Regions from separate parts of the Mus musculus genome. Here region 2 is linked to region 1. A link is a loop called in an ENCODE intact Hi-C map of the cell type or tissue named here. Cell type or tissue: left cerebral cortex. All regions are shown on one strand. Links, peaks and the distances in the headings refer to the core of each region. The heading gives the core; the rest is flanking DNA.

What was found. A loop is a pair of places that touch in the nucleus more often than their neighbours do. Peaks named below come from ENCODE experiments on the same cell type or tissue, not always from the same donor. Only the 100,000 strongest peaks of a DNase experiment are listed, where the experiment ranks them.
Region 2: a loop joins it to region 1, with 8 times the contacts of the local background. A loop is called at or near these places in 2 of 42 quality-filtered maps.

The regions. Positions count from the first base shown.
Region 1 is chr9:98,014,036-98,021,896 of GRCm38, reverse strand. All of the region lies in intron 1 of Clstn2 (calsyntenin 2), which reads left to right. Among named protein-coding and RNA genes, the nearest start is that of 4921534H16Rik, 15 kb to the right of the region's middle. In left cerebral cortex, for the core only: a CTCF peak has its summit at 5,136 (motif pointing left); DNase peaks (open chromatin) are centred at 1,838, 2,424, 3,029 and 3,881; H3K27ac peaks cover 1,719 bases.
Region 2 is chr9:97,950,060-97,957,920 of GRCm38, reverse strand. The region is part of intron 1 of Clstn2 (calsyntenin 2); the gene reads left to right. Among named protein-coding and RNA genes, the nearest start is that of 4921534H16Rik, 49 kb to the left of the region's middle. In left cerebral cortex, for the core only: no CTCF peak of the experiment used is centred there; DNase peaks (open chromatin) are centred at 3,050 and 3,800; H3K27ac peaks cover 444 bases.

The DNA.
Region 1 (7,861 bases), core at 1,402-6,401:
AAGATACCAAAGCTTAAAATATACACAACTTTTATAAATATATCCTTTCTGGGAACTGTCGGGGGGAAAGAGGAAAACTACCAGCTGGGGAGCAAATGGAACAGGTTGACTTGACCAGGTATTGTGTAGCTCTTTCTCCACAGTCCAGCCTGGTCCAGCCTGGTCCAGCCTCACGCCGTACTGAGTCAGAGTAGCTGTGATCACTCAGTTAAGTTCCTTAGGAGACAAGGTCTATGGATGTTCCCTCATGGAAGGAGATAGTAAACCCATAAGTTCGCAGGGCTCAGGAACCTCCGTGAAATCTTTATGAGGCTTGTACCTTCCCCAAAGTTATGTAAGAGGTGAAGAAAATGGACTGGGAAATCTGGAAGCTTCCAACAGTGTAGCAGCTTGCAGTTGCTTTATCAGTAATGTAGATGTGCATAGGCTGTTCATGCCAACGACTCTTCATGCCTCTAAGTTGCATCGGGGCATCTTGGGAGTGGAGCCTATCAAGCAAACATTAGAACATCTTTTAGACCAGAGGACATTTGTGTGTGTGTGTGTGTGTGTGTGTGTGTGTGTGTGTGTGTTTGTGTGTGTGTGTGTGTGTGTGTGAGGGTTCAATATGTTGATTCTTGCTTCTCCTGTCCTTGACTCATGGAAGTGTTAAGTGGGGCTGGCGGGCCACAGCATGCCTCACTCCTTTGGAGTAGGTGGCTCCTTTGTGTCAGATATAAAACTAAAAATTTAAAATGATCTGGACTTGGTCTGCAACAAAATGTAAATAAGAAGCTGTAAAACCTGGCTGCAATGAATTTTTGGTGGTTGTCATCCATTGGGCAAAAATAGGAGATGGTAGACTCAAACAACAGGATGGGCATAGGGTCAACACTTATATTCCAGAGATGAAACGTCCTGCTGATGAATACTTTCATTGAAAAGGTAGAGGAAGGAAGATTTTGATTTCGTTTTGTTTTTAAATCCCTAGGGATGGTTTTATTCCTACCTCCCCTGATTGTGTTTGTTTTTGAGAAAGGTCACACTGTCTTGGTTAGCAACTCATGGAGATCTGCCTACCTCAGCCTCCAGAGTGCTGGGATTAAAACTTCCTTCTCCCTTCCTTATCAGATTGCAGTGTTGCTAAGGATGAGACTATTTTGCCAAATATTCAGCAGCTTAGAGATGAAATACAACTTGATAGTTTGATTTAATGGGAATGCCACATCCTCTTACTAAGTGGTTTGGTGACATTTGGTAGTCCTGTAATATTTGACTTGGAGTTGAGTTTATAAAATTTTTAGCCTAATAGTAGCTTAAGGCCGCTGAGGGATGCATGGATTTTTGAAATGAAAAGACCTGGTTGACATTCTGATCCCAAAGTCAACATCATTTCTTATGCACCACCATATTTTCAATTATGATAGATGATGAGCTGTGAATTTAAAGGTGGCTTTCCTGGAAGCTCCCGCACAGACAGCCTGTATGTAATAAGGAGAAAAGCTTGGGAGGGAGGGGTCCTCACACCCACTCTTCTGACTTGACTTACTAAATACTTCTTTCCGAGGCTGCTCTCCCAACCAACCCAAATCTGCCACATTGGTTCCTTCATGAAGCCTTGAAGTATATTTAGAAAGAGAGAATTTCTGTAATTTTCTGAAATTTTCACCTTCTGAAATGCTTCAGAGATAGGTGAACTTACACACACACACACACACACACACACACACACACACACACACACGCACACACACACACATACTCACAGGCACTCACTCACAGCACCAAAGGGGTTATGAAATTCCTGACAGCCAGACAAAAGTACATCAAACAACAATTTGGAGGAGTAAGACAGATGGTTGGGGTGTGTTATTTTAGCATCACTTTGGCATTTCTGCATATATGCAGGCCACTTCCAAGTAGAAAATGCTCAAAACAGACACTAAGCTTTCAATATGGCAGTGTTTGGCAATGGTTAAGGCCAGGACCTTATTCAGGAAGTCCTGGACTTGTAGTTTTATAGAGTACCGGGATTTTCTATTTTTCATGTAACTCTGGACTGTTTCTAGACCTTCCTACACCACAAGGTGATCCCAAGTCTGGTTAGAAATGGCCTAATATTTCCCTTATAGCCAGCTGTGGATGAAGATCGGCTGGCCCTCCCACCACCCCCAGTCTGCTGAGCTAGGAGAGTAGAGCTGGTGCTTCCTCAGGGAGAACTTGCTAGCAGTGGCTTGGAAACTGAAGCCTCCCCCTTACAGAGGAAGTGAGCTTCAGGATGTTCCGCTGTGCCTTGGTCTTGACTTCTCTGTGGAATGGGTTTTCTTCAGGCTCAATGTGGTGCCGGTGGCTGGAAGCCAAAGGCAGAGAGATGGAAGATGTGTATATGGAGAGAGCAATGTCTCTGTGGTGTTAGATGCACATGTATGGAGAAAGCACTCTACAGAGAGTGATTGTAACCGCGCCTGTCAGTGCCTGGTCACATCTCCTCTGTTTGTGTCTGTAGCCCAACTCCAAAGAGAGTCAGCCTTTTGCTTATGGCTTCCCTCTGGCTACTAGAGTCCTAAACTTGCAGTCATGGCAGATCCCAAGGTCTAGGAAACTTATACTCCCAGGACCTGGTTTTATCAGTGGCTGCCAAGAGTTCACAAAACCCAATGTGTTCCACCCTTTTGCCTGCAGGTGGAGGACATCTGAGGGTCCAGCATCCCAGCTGCCTGTGGTGGTAACTGGCTTCCTTCTCTTCCTGTATTACTATTGTGCTCCCCTTTCCATCCTCCCTGAGATCATCCCTCAAAACCTGTTCTGGGGCCTAGACTCGGGGGGTCTCCTTTTGAGGGAACCCAGACAGAGAGAGGCTGAGCAAAGAAGCCATTTACAGAAAGTGTCCTTGCTGTACCTCTGTGAATCCCCTGAGGCAGATCTATCAAGACTGGAACACCCAGTGCCTTCAGACATTCGGCCAGACTTGCTTGGCAGCTATGAGGCTTTGTGGGACATTTGGAGAGCTGTATATGACTTCTGGGAACTCTCAGTGCTCATGTGCAGGACTTAGAACCCGCCTTCATACCATCTGGGCCTGGAAGACTTTGCTGGAACAAAAGCACTGTGCAGTGCTGATGGACACGGGGCTCGGAGGAAGTAGAAAGTATTTCTCTATACCCAGGCTTTGGAAGGCTCCTTGAGGACAGCGCTTCCCCAGGTCCTTGAGCCATGTCTGTGCTATGAAGGCCTCCTCTGGCTATGAAAAGAGTTGAGCTAGGCCTGATGCCTGCAGCCCACGTGATGCAAGTGTCTGGGGGGGGGGCATCTGGCACCCCTGATCACAGCCAAATTTCTTGAGTGTCTATTTTCAGTATTTTCTCAGATCACCTATAAGTAAATTTGTGAAGCAGTTAGCTTTATCACCAGCATGTCCCCGGCCAGTATGAAGCAGCCCACAAACCTGAAATCCCTCTTCTCCACAGAGCCTCCAGGGCTCACAGGTCTGAATCACTATGGCCGTTCAAATATTCCAGACAAGGCACTGAAATCCTCACTGATAAAAATCCTGCCCTTTCTCTGAAAGACTAGATACACGGATCCATTGTCACAGGCGCAGTTTGATGTGAATTAGCCCATCAGCTTAGCCTAGTATCGTGGCTAGCTCACGGGGATTTAGCTTTTTTTTTTTTTTTGACAGACAAATGACTTTATTTTCAGTGATGGGTGTTATCAGCACATAAAATATGTGCAAATAAGGAATTGCTGGAACTGAGTCCATCATCTGATTATCAGAAGCGTTCTCTTAATTCCGGGTGACTGATGCACGGCGTATGTACTGTCTCTGGATCTTGATGACGTTCCTTAGAAGCTGTTGTAGAACTGCATCAGACTCGTGTTCTCACCTCCGAAAATGGGCACAATAAATCTCAGCCGAAGAGGCTGCTATAAAGTAAGCTCAAGGTTATAAAACTTAGAGGCCGGTGCTGTGGTTATCTGTTGACAATCCGTAGACAGTCGGGCAGCAACAGCTTTCTTATGATCTTAGGTCCTGCGACCCAAGGACTGAGAGGTGGCTTGGTGGCAATAGTTTGCCTCTGCTCTGTGATGTCTATGAACCTGACTGGAGGTTGAGATCGTCTGGATGTTTCTTCAGATGGTTAGGAGAGATATCTCAAGGGCTGGGCCTTACTGAGAAAACTAACCAGATCCTGTGAGGGCATCCATACATGGCTTGGCTCCCTGGATGCCTGAAAATAAAGGATGGCACCCCCTATTGTCTGGAAGCTCGGGGCTCCAGCGCACAGAGCAGAATCTGCCAGGTTTCTTGTGGACTTGCCTGGATCCTACTCCTAATGCAGTACCTTAAGTATGGCTGTCCCTGATGAATGGCTTGAATTTCCTTCTTGATTTATTTATTGTACCCGACCTTGGTCTTATCTGGAATGGTCTTTATGCCTCAAGAAAGGACCGGTGGAGAGAGACATTCATTTACTGGAGAGTCAACCTGGAATATTCCCTATGAGAGGATGAGTACCTATAAAGAGAGTTCTGGGAAGACTGGCGAGACCCAAGGGCTAAAGCATGCTGTCAGGGTATATGAGTCTGAAGACAGTTGCTCTTTGTTAAGTTACATATAACCTACCTCACAGCTAACACGAAGAGCATTGGACTATAGACCAGCATGTTCTGGATTCTTCCATGCACCAACTCGTGCCAAACCCATGTGAACTCTGTGAGGTGCATATCTTAATGCAGTCGAGGAAACAGCTAGGAAATCTTTGGTGAGTTTATAAGTAAACGCTCTAGTACTTGAGCCTTGATCACTGACGTCAGAGCCTTTGCTTTCTGCCTTGCTGTTGTAAGCAGCCTCTCATGAGATAATGGGTTCATATATTTTGTTCCCTCTGGGTGTGTGTGTGTATGTGTGTGTGTGTGTGTGTGTGTGTGTGTGTGTGTGTGTGTGTGTGTGTGGTGTGTATACGCACGCGTGTGCCCGTCTTAATTGTGTTCCTGGCTCTATTCTGTACTTAGTGGGAACAAGAATGTGTCTTTTTTTATGTCCCCCTTTTGCACAATCTGAGTGCCTTAGAAATGAGAATTGGGCTTGGCAGAGAGGCCTCCATCCCTTTGGCTCTGCATGATGACTGTCTTGTTAGCGACATCTGCTGGCCCTGGGTGTCAAGGAGAATGGGGTAAGCATTGTTCTTCACATCCTATTCTCTGAAGGAGTTTTTGTTCTGGTTTACTGTTGAAGTATTGGTTTTGAAATGGCAACACAGAAGGTCTACTAAAGGGTTGTCCCACTTGGAAAGGGACTCTCCTTTTTTCCTGTTTCCAGGTTCAAAGCAATAACCATGAAGCAAGTGGAAAGAAAGCACTCCAAACAATAAGGTGAATGGCTGACAGGTTAAAGCTGATGCATAAATGCAACATTTGCATGACAAAGACCCTGAGCCAATGCTGATTGTCATTCACCAGTAATAGGATTCCTTGAAATGCTGAAGGTCTTAATTAAATAAATACGTAATTTATTTTTGTTGGTGAATGCTTTTTGCCTCAGGAGCTATTCAGGCTAGGATATCATTTCCTGAACTTAACCTCATGTCTATCTCATAATCCACCATTCTTCCTCCTCGTGGGTTTAGCAGCCTAGTTGGAGCATACATTTCAATGAAGGTTGTCTATTTGAACAACAGCTTTGTCCTCAAGATGATCTGAGTTTTGATAGAGAAGCTAACAAGATGACAGATTGAAGTATTAAGTGATAACTCTGTGCAGGAGCACAGTGCAGGAGCTGAGGCTGGGGGATGGGGAGGTGACTACAGGAGATGTCCCCCCTGGGCAGGACAGTCCAGGACTGCCCATCTCTCCAGCCTTGGTTTTGCTACACCGGATTCTTTGAGCTTGGGACAAGAGGCCTCACTTGCTCCCTGTGTAGGACCCTGGGTTCATTGCCCTGCTTCCCACTCCATTCTAGAGCCCAACCACAGGGAAGAGAAGTCCTTGAACACTCACATCCTCAATAACTTTTAAAATTAAGCTTTTCATTCTAAACTCAATTTGGCTCCATCTTTAACCTGAACATGCCTCAGGAAGAGTTCATGCAATCTTTATCTTCTCCTTTTTGCTGTGATTTCTTTCCTATGTTGTTCTTTTTTTTTTTCTTTTTTTAATTTGAAAAGCTTGATTGGCTCACCAGAGAGCAAGCTCTGTGAGAGAGCAGGGCTCATTTCTTCATTCCTGATGGAGCCCTGGCATCTGACCTGTCCACTGCATGGTTAGACAAAGGCGTGGATGATGCAATTCAATGAGGGATCTTGGAACATGTAGAGTTCTGAGGGGTTATGAAGTTAGAGAGGGTTCCAGAGACAGGATGTGATGGTAGTTAAAGACCCAAAGCTAGCAGAGACTTCCTGGTATACTGTATACAACTGAGACCAGCTTTCTCATCAGAACTTCAGTTTCCAGTCCTGGGGAGGAGAGGGGGTCTATAATATTTTGCTCATGCCCTTGAGTTACAGGATCTGGTCCAGTGCACATTGCTGGGCAGCCACATTCCCAGGCACGCAGTCTCAGAGCCATCTTGAGAGGGTCTCTAACTACTTACTTTCCTTCAGCAGAAGTGCTCAGGGCCAACTCTCACTTGAGACTGTTCAGAACAAAGTATTACTTTTGCTTATTTGGTAGTCTGTATGAATGGTTGCCCAATCACTGGGTTGTGGAGTTGTGGCCACCAGAATACTTGACCTGTAGTGATGTGTGCAAAGGTGGAAAACTGCCCGTCAGAACCAGGGGTGTCCCTGGCCACTCTTTGTAGGGCCTATCGTCTACAGGATGTACATGTTATACCTCTCTCTGGGAATCACAGGATGAGTGGGGTAGACTTCATTTTCTTCCTTGCCTGGGCTTGCTGGTCTTTTTCCTTACTCTCTTTCAGTGATTACATTTGTCCTGTGGCATAGCATGCATTTATATATAAAAGACTGAAATCCATTGCAGAGTGTGGGAGGGCATCAATAGGTAAAGTAATAAGTTTGATTTTTTTTGTTCAAGATGAAGTGATGTACATGAGGGTATGGATGGCCCTGACATACCTCATATCAGGCATTGAGCAGTGGGAAAAGAGAGCAATTAGGAATCCACAGAGACACATTCACACACCTGGAAGCCCATTGCTCCTTTCTGGCATTTCTATGGACTCAGGATTAGACAGCAACCTTATGCAAAGGATGTCTGATATATTGGGAGAGTGGGTACCCTATGAAGCATTGTACCATCAGATTCTACTTCTATATATATAAAATATTTCATCTTTCTGAGATGACTTGGGTCTTAGATGATGGTGTCCCAGAGGAGAAACAGTATGATAAAGGATTATGTCATTTGCCTGGTTTCTCTCTCTTTCTCTCTCTCTCTCTCTCTCTCTCTCTCTCTCTCTCTCTCTCTCTCTCTCTCTCTCTCTCTCTTCTTTTTCTGTTTTTTCTTTTTTTTTTGGTTTTTCAAGACAGGGTCTCCCTGTATAGCCATAGCTGTCGTAGAACTCACTCTGTACACCAGGCTGGCCTTGAACTCAGAAATCCACCTGCCCTTGTCTCCCAAGTGCTCGGATTAAAAGCATGCGCCACCACTGCCTGGCTTGCCTGGTTTCTTTAGATCTATGCATAACACCCTGATGCTCTGTTGTGTGGTAGACAACTACATCCTCCAGATGTCTGGCCAGTTTGCATCTAGCTCACCAGAATCAAGATGTGGACCTGCTGAAAGACTAGAGGATGGTAGGAAGCCATTGTCTTGTTCTCCTTCCTTCCTTTGTTCTAGGTGACTTCAGTGATCTTTCCTCCCTGTACCTGTGACCTAACATTCTGACTCTTTTGACTATATTATGTAAAAGGGAAAT
Region 2 (7,861 bases), core at 1,027-6,026, 64 kb after region 1:
TGGCTACCATCCTGAAGTGTGAAGCGTCTGCTCAGAATGAATTAGCTTGTTGCATATTCGCAAGGGCCCTTGGACACTGGGCTGCTCTGTGAAGACACTTCCTTTCTCATGGTACAGCAACCAGCTTGGGCCCCCCGTCCGCATTCATTCCTCTCGCTCATGTCTCCCGAGTACAGTTTACAGCTGCCGAGAATACATGAACTTAGAAAACCCCAATCATCTAAGAAGCTGTTAGGAAATCTGTCTGAACTTTGCCCTGGAGAAAGACGGTGTCTTTATGACTCTGTTCAAGGAACACACTGCTCTCTGTCCAGAAAGGGTCCATCTTACTCCATCTTACTTAAAGGTGCTTCTTTCATCAAAGCTTGTTATACAGGAAGAGCCCACCTTATACTGTGAAGTCTTACTAGGAAGAAGATGAGAAAGCAGGAGGAAGGAAGAGGAAGTAGAGGCAGTCAGTTGCCTGACAAATAGGTGATGCTCAGGAGCATGGTCTCCCTGTGGGCCATGGGAGAATCAAAGTTACATTCTAGCTGTACAGTGGAGGTGAATTCAGCAAGATTTCCCAACAGACTAGACAGGAAGAATAAGAGAAAACAGAGACAGGAGGTTTAGACCAGACCAGTGGCAGGCAGGGTGGAATTTCTGTCAGCCTCGCTGGGAAGTACAATGGGATGAATGGGTGTGTGAGGAAAGACTAGGGGCTGTAGACACCATTTGGGACCTGTAAATTGCTCAAAACTGAGACTTGAAATAGAGCTCAGGGTCTGTCAGTCATACTGTCAGTCATAATGTCTGTCAGTCATACTTGTGTGCTTCCATCAGATGCTGGTATGACATGGTAGTGACTGCTCTGGTCAGGGACAGAGGGACTCCTGGCATGAATTAGTCCTGGCAGAAGAGTGCTACCCCAGCCTTGCTTACCAGTTGCTCTCCTGGCCAGTTACTGACTTTTAACTCTCTAATTAAAGCCTGCTCAGCACTACTGTCCTGCCTCTGCCCCAGGCCAGGTCCTTCTGGATACAGAGCTGAGGATGGCACATGCCAGCTGCCAAGGGTCCTCAGCCCGGAGGGTCAGTCAGGTTAAATCTGCAGGTACTGTACCAGAGACTTGGGCTTCTATTCAGGCACAAAAGCATATCTGCATGCTAGACAGGAAATAGATGGCACAAAAGCATATCTGCATGCTAGACAGGAAATAGATGGTGCAGTGGTTTGGATGGGAGGAGGAATTGGAGTTTCTAAGAGCTTCAGGGCATGAAATTATTGGAGCGAAGGTAGTTGGCAAGAAATGAGGAGGGCAAGGCTGGCTTTGAAATCTTTCCATATGCCAAACCAAGAAAGCTGGCAGCCTTTCAAACTGGCTCGAGACACACTGGCTGGCTATATACAGTCTAATAGGAAACAACAGCCAGTCTTTCTCAGTGGGGCTAGACGGGTGGAGATAGTATGGGAATAGATTATAGTGAGGGTGTTTTTTCATAGATATTCCTTTTTAGCTGTGTGCTTATGTCCTGGCCCTGTACCTTTGTGTACCTCTCTGCAATCCTGTTAAGTGTTATCAGCTGATAAAGTACGTGCTGGTTTGTTCTCTCATCCCCAGGGATGGTCTGAATCTGACCAAGGGGCCCCCAAACTGTGATAGCCTCCCGCAGAGCGGTCACAGAGTTCTATGTGAGCTGTGATAGAGAGGGCTGAGAAGTGCTGGATAGGACACACACACACACACACACACACACTCTCTCTCTCTCTCTCACTCACTCACAAGAGAGAGAGAGAGAGAGAGAGAGAGAGAGGGAGAGAGAGAGGGAGAGGGAGAGGCAGAGGGAGGGAGGGAGGGAGGGAGAGAGAGAGAGAGAGGGAGAGAGAGAGAGAGAGAGAGAGAGAGAGAGAGAGAGAGAGAGAGAGAGAGAGAGCGCTAATGCTCCTAGCTAGGGAGATGACTGAGCGGGTAAAGTTTTTGCTGCAAGACATAAAGACCCGAGTTCAAATCCCCAGAACCTATATAAAGTCAGGTATAGTAATACACACCAGAAATCCCAGTACTCCAGAATCAAGATGGGAGACTGTGGGGCAATGGGCTCTGCACAGACAGCCTGGTCTCCAGTCGAGCTGAGGTCTTGAACCCCGGTGGGATCAGGTGAGCAGTAATTTCCACCTTCATGGGACAGAAGGTATTAGATCATGTCTCCTGGACGCCTGGCTCCTGTTGAAGTTACTGCCCCCATGGCCCCCATAGGGGAGGTCTGAGGCTATCAGTCATGCAGACAATGTCCCAAGTTTCTGGCATTCTGGCTAGACTCCACCCCCACAGTTACCTGACTATAGCCAGGTATGCGCCACCCCACAGTTACCTGGCAACAGCAAGATAGCCCAGCCCACTATAAGAGGGGCTGCTTGGCCCCACCTCTCTCTCTAAGCTTTAACCTTTCTTACTCTCTAACCCTCCTCTCTCTCTCTCTCTCTCTCTCTCTCTCTCTCTCTCTCTCTCTCTCTCTCTCTTCCCTCTCTCCACGTGGCTATGGCCAGCCTCTCCCTCTCTCTTTCTACCTTCTCTCTTTACCCCTGCCTTTCTACAATAAAGCTCTAAAACAATAGACTGTCTCTGATCATGAAGTGCTTGAACAATGAGATAGGCTTTTTCCTAAGGAGCCATGTCTAAGCTCCTGCCAGAAGGCCATCCTGTGCTCCAGCCACAGACCTGACAAAGGATTCTTGCCCATGTGGGAACCATCCAGCCGCCTCTCCCCCTGCACTCTCCTCCTTTCAGCCCTGGTGCCAAGTGCTGCCCTGGGCCCCTATTTTGTTCTCAGCTCATTGCAGTATCCAGTGTGGGATGCCAGAGGCTGAGAACCTGGTACCTGGGGCTGCCCCTTGTCCACCACCTGCCGTGTGGGGTCAGTGGCTTAACACAGCTAGATGCCCACCCGGGGCCATGTGGAAAGCGTGCGCAGTCCTCTCGAGTCTGCCTGCCCAGAGCACCGGAACTCTGGCGGTTCTCTCCCACTCCTTTCTTTCCCCCACACCCACGGCCCCGCAGGAGACATTGGACAAGATGATCTTGTGAAGCTTTAGGCCTGTTAGCCTGCTGTACATATCAGTGAACAACAATAGAAGACTGTCTCAGACAAGCTTCAAGCGGAGGCCTGACACCTCAGCTGACCTCCACATGCATGCTGTGGCATGAATGCACATATGCACACGTACATACACCCATACACATGCACACACGCATGACACATCTGTCTCTGACCTTCCAGGGGCACTAATCACATTGTTTCAGTTCTCCCTCCTGTCTAATCTGCAGAGCACCTTTAGAAGCCTGAGCCTGGTGGGCTTCCTCTCCACTTGTCAGGTGTCTGCATAGAGGTGGGCATACAGAAGAGCTCAGATGGTCTAAACATGCTGTGCATGCTAGGGGTATGCTTATCAAACCCTTCATGCTCAGGATGCAGGGATGCCTTCCAGCACAAGGGGAGAGGTGGCCCTTCAGATGCAAACCATGTGAAGGAGGCAAGGAGTGGTGGGCTTGGTCGTTTCAACATTCCTTATAAGCAAAGGTGGGCTGCGGGTCTGACTGGCTTTTCCTTCTTGTTTTAAGAGACATAGGACCATTATCCCAAGGCTGAAATGCACGTCAGGCCCTGGAGACTATTGAGTGCCTTGTTCTGGGGTAGTTGTGAGCACATGGCTCCTGCCAGAGATAGCTTTTCCTAAATAACTCCAACAGGAGTGGAGATGACGTCTTGGTAGCTGTGCAGACCAGTCCCAGTACACTCTATTTTTTGCTCTTTCTGTTTATTTTAAGGACGGAAGCAGTAGAGTGGTATGTTCTTTGAGGCTGGGGAATGGACCTAAAATTATAAAGTATTACTTCAGGGTATCCCTTTTCTCCGCAGTTTTTCAGAAAAAAAGTCACCATGTCATCGTTCTTTCACTGGTGGTAGCAGCTGGGCAGTTGGCTCCACTCGCCGTGTGTTGTCTAGAAGATGTTTTAAAGCTGTAGAATGATTCTGCTAATCACAGATGGATTCCCCTTGCAGCTGCAATGGGACTCTTCTCTAAGCCAGTGCTCAGGTCTGAGGGGACACATTTAGCCTACCTCTGGGAGTAGCAGCATTTATAGCTGTCTGTCCTGATGGGAGTCCCTCCTTATATAGGGGGTCTGTCAATGCTGTGTGAACTGGAATAGAAGCTGTGACGCATTTGAGCTGAGTTATAGGCTAGCCCTCTGCTCAGCATATAGCCTGTTCTCTGGGGCCCTGTGTGAGACACTGTCTCCCTGGAGGAGCTGAAGATGCAGAGACATACCATGAAGTAATGCTTCTCTGAAGAGGAAGGTAGAAGGGTAATGGGTAGAAGGAAGAGGGTATAGCCTGTGGGTTGGCCCAAGTTTCCAGGATGAGCTCTTACATCCTGCTGTATTACTCTGATCAGGCACATCCATGGGGACTAGGGTTTTACATCTACCAAGGCAGGCTGTAGGCAAACAGTAGCCATCTAGGTTGGGAAAGCCATAGAGGATTGTCCCCTTCTTTATACTTTGTGCTGGATCTCTCTATATAAAGCAATGTTAGTGATTGTATTCTAGCCTTGGGAATGTAACTTCAGGGTGTCCCCATCTTCACCCCTCTAGATTTCTACCTCATGGGACCCTCAGCCTTCCCACTCCCCTCCATCTCTCATGCGTCCCATGTAAAGCACACTGGCTGTTAGTAGATACTTAATCTCATTAATACCCATATGTTCCTCACCTTACGATGGGGTTAGCTCCCAGGAACACCTCAAAAGTGGAAAATAGTCTAATTTGAAGATGCAATGAGTAGACCTAATCTGATAAACACCACAGCTTGGCAATGATACACTGCAGGAGAGCTGCAGCTGAGGCTGATCTTTTCTACCTAGCAGTGCAAGTGAGCAACTCCACATATTGCTAGCTTGGGGGACATTAAAATTAGAGGCATAGTGGCTACTGAGTTATTAATGCTTTCCCGCCATTATAAGGTCAAAATTCATAAATTGGAACCATTTGAAGGCAAGGACTTACTGATAATTGCCATATTATAGGAGGAACTCAAATTCTATATCCTTAATGCTATTATTATTTGAAGTATTTACTGAATTGAGACACAACATGTCTTCCTTTCTTGGCAATTCCATTTATATGGGACCCTGGCCTTCCTTGGGGCTGTCTTCTCATTATTTCAAGATGGTCTCTATTAACATGATCCTAGGGTCTCCCCCACACTGAAGTTTTGGAGTCCTCTGGCTGGAGCCACCCAGATGAGTCCATATCAGACACAGGGGGAAGATAAGTCCTGCTTATGTGTCAGGCCTCATCCCTGTTACCATAGAAGATAGATGGTGTGATGGTCAGCTTTATGTGCTTCATTGGCTAAGCTAAGCTACTTAGATATTTGGCTAAATATTATTCTGGATGCTCCCAGAAGGCATCTTTTAAAACATGTTAACATTCAAATTGCAAGACAGCATAAAGCAGTTTGTTTGTGGGACTCAGATTTATTTTGAAAGATGTCCTCTACTGTACAAGAACAAGAAGGGCCATGTGCCTTTGAAATTGAGTGGCAGAATCAGCTCTTCTTGGGGTTCCCCCAAATCACATATCCAATTCTTAAAATATTTTGGTCCTCTCAATTATTTCTTCATACACACACACACACACACACACACACACACACACACACACACACACACACTGTTGAATCTGTTTCTCTGGAGAACCTAGCATACACAAATGGTACAGTCAGGTCTCTTAAAGAAACATTTGCCAGACATATTCCCAGGAAAAGCTCTCTGGGCCCAGAATACTGGATGAGCCTTTGCTGAGTGTAAAGCGAAGGAAAGCCATGTTTGAATTCATGTCCTAAAAACATGCTGGGGAGGGTCAGATGGAGACTGGTCTTAGGCAGAGGTGGAGGAGGATGGATTGATGGCAGCAGTGGGAATGGAGAGGAGAGGGGTGGTACGGAGCCGCACTAGAGCAGAGACACTTGGAGGAAGCAGGCCTCCGTACATGGATAAAGGAGAGTGTCAAGGTGACCAAGGTCTTACCTTAAATAATCACACATGTGGTGAGAATGACATTAATCAGAGATGATGAAGGCTGGGACAGTAGTTTAGGGGAGAAAGTGGCTTTTCTATGTGGCATGTCACATTGGGCGGAGCCTCTGGGACATCCTGTGGGAGCCCGCAGGAAACAGACTGGAAGTGGGAACAACTGGTGTGTGGGTGGGCACTTGAGCCCCATGAAGTGTGCAGAGTTCATCCCTGCCTTCACTGAGCTGGTTTTCCATAGGACCACATCAGCAGTGCCATCTGGGAGCCTGCAGACACAAGGTCTATACTGTTGATGAAGAGAGGGAGCATCAGTACCTGTCACCGGGCCTGGAAATAAAGTGTTAAACACCACCTGGTGCCAGTAAAGAAAAAGAAGAGAAAAACAAAAGACTCTGTTAGAACACCCCATCCCAAAGGGAAGAGGTTTGTTGGAATACCAGATAGCAATATTCTGTGGATATGTGTACATGTGCCTTTGTGCATGCTATGGAGAGCCCACATGTGCAGTATGAATAGCAGCATCTCTCTAGGTCCCTTATCATGCTCTCAGTTTAACTTACAAAGCACTCTTCTACTTCAGTGACAGCTGGGTCATTTCCATTGGCAGATGAGGACACTGATGGGAACATGCCACAGACAGGCTCCGTGTGCTGCAGGGGAGGACGGCTGCAGCTCGACCCCATGCCGCCTTCTCGTTGGTTTTCCAGGATGGCAGACCCAAAACCCAGTGAGTTCCAGGCTCCCTGGCCGGACCAGCATCCGATAACTCTTCCTCCCTTCCTACCCAGGATGGCCACCCTTAAGGCAGGACTTTGACACCAGTTTGTGAATGCATCTGTCTGAGTACATTATCTAAATTGTTATGGATCACCCTGGCTAATGGCAAAAGTAAAAACCGCTGTTCACTCAGTGAATAAATCCTTGGTGTTGATCAATCATTGCATGGCGTAGATTCTTTTAATAGGCACAATTTACACAGCGGCTTGGCAGACTGCGCTGTCTACTAATTGCACTTGGAAAGCGGATGCTGATCTCTGCTGTGCTGTAAAAATGTAAACTATAAATGACTTAAATGCCCGAGTGTGCCCTTCTCCACCCAGCACTCATTTTGCCTAATATTTAGATACAAATCAGAGAAAAAAACTACTCCCCTGTGAGGTGATAACTTTTATGATATGAGGCTCAGTGCTTCTCCCTGGTGATGCCTTGTAGCCATGGTTTCCCTAGGTCTCCACCCTTGAGGGAAGCCTCCTTGTTAGCTCTGTGGACCATCCCAGACTCCTGAGTGCTATGATGTTATTGCACACTCTTGAGGACTCTGAGTTCTTGCCCCTTGTGGTCCACTCATGGCTCCTGTGAGCTGATGGGATCTGTAGCTTCCTAAAGGGCTTGGCCCTAGCATAGAACACTATAGAGGTAGATTCTAAGACAGATACCTTCTGATGAGAGGGCAAAAAGCAGTCTAGAACCTCTGAGTCAAGACAGGTGACTCCATGACTTGGCTTGCCTGGAGATCTCTCGTCTCTTCTCTCTCTCTCTCTCTCTCTCTCTCTCTCTCTCTCTCTCTCTCTTTCTCTCTCTCTCTCCCTCTCCCTCTCTCTCTTTGTGTGTGTGTGTCTGTCTGTCTGTCTCTACAGACAGATATAGATATAGATGATATGGATAGTATAGATATATAGCTAGGTGAGCAGGACACTATACTTAGCTCTCAGACAGCTGGCAGTTCTGTTCTCTGAGAGTCTCCCTTCATATGGGGACACCTATGCATGTGTACCTGATACTA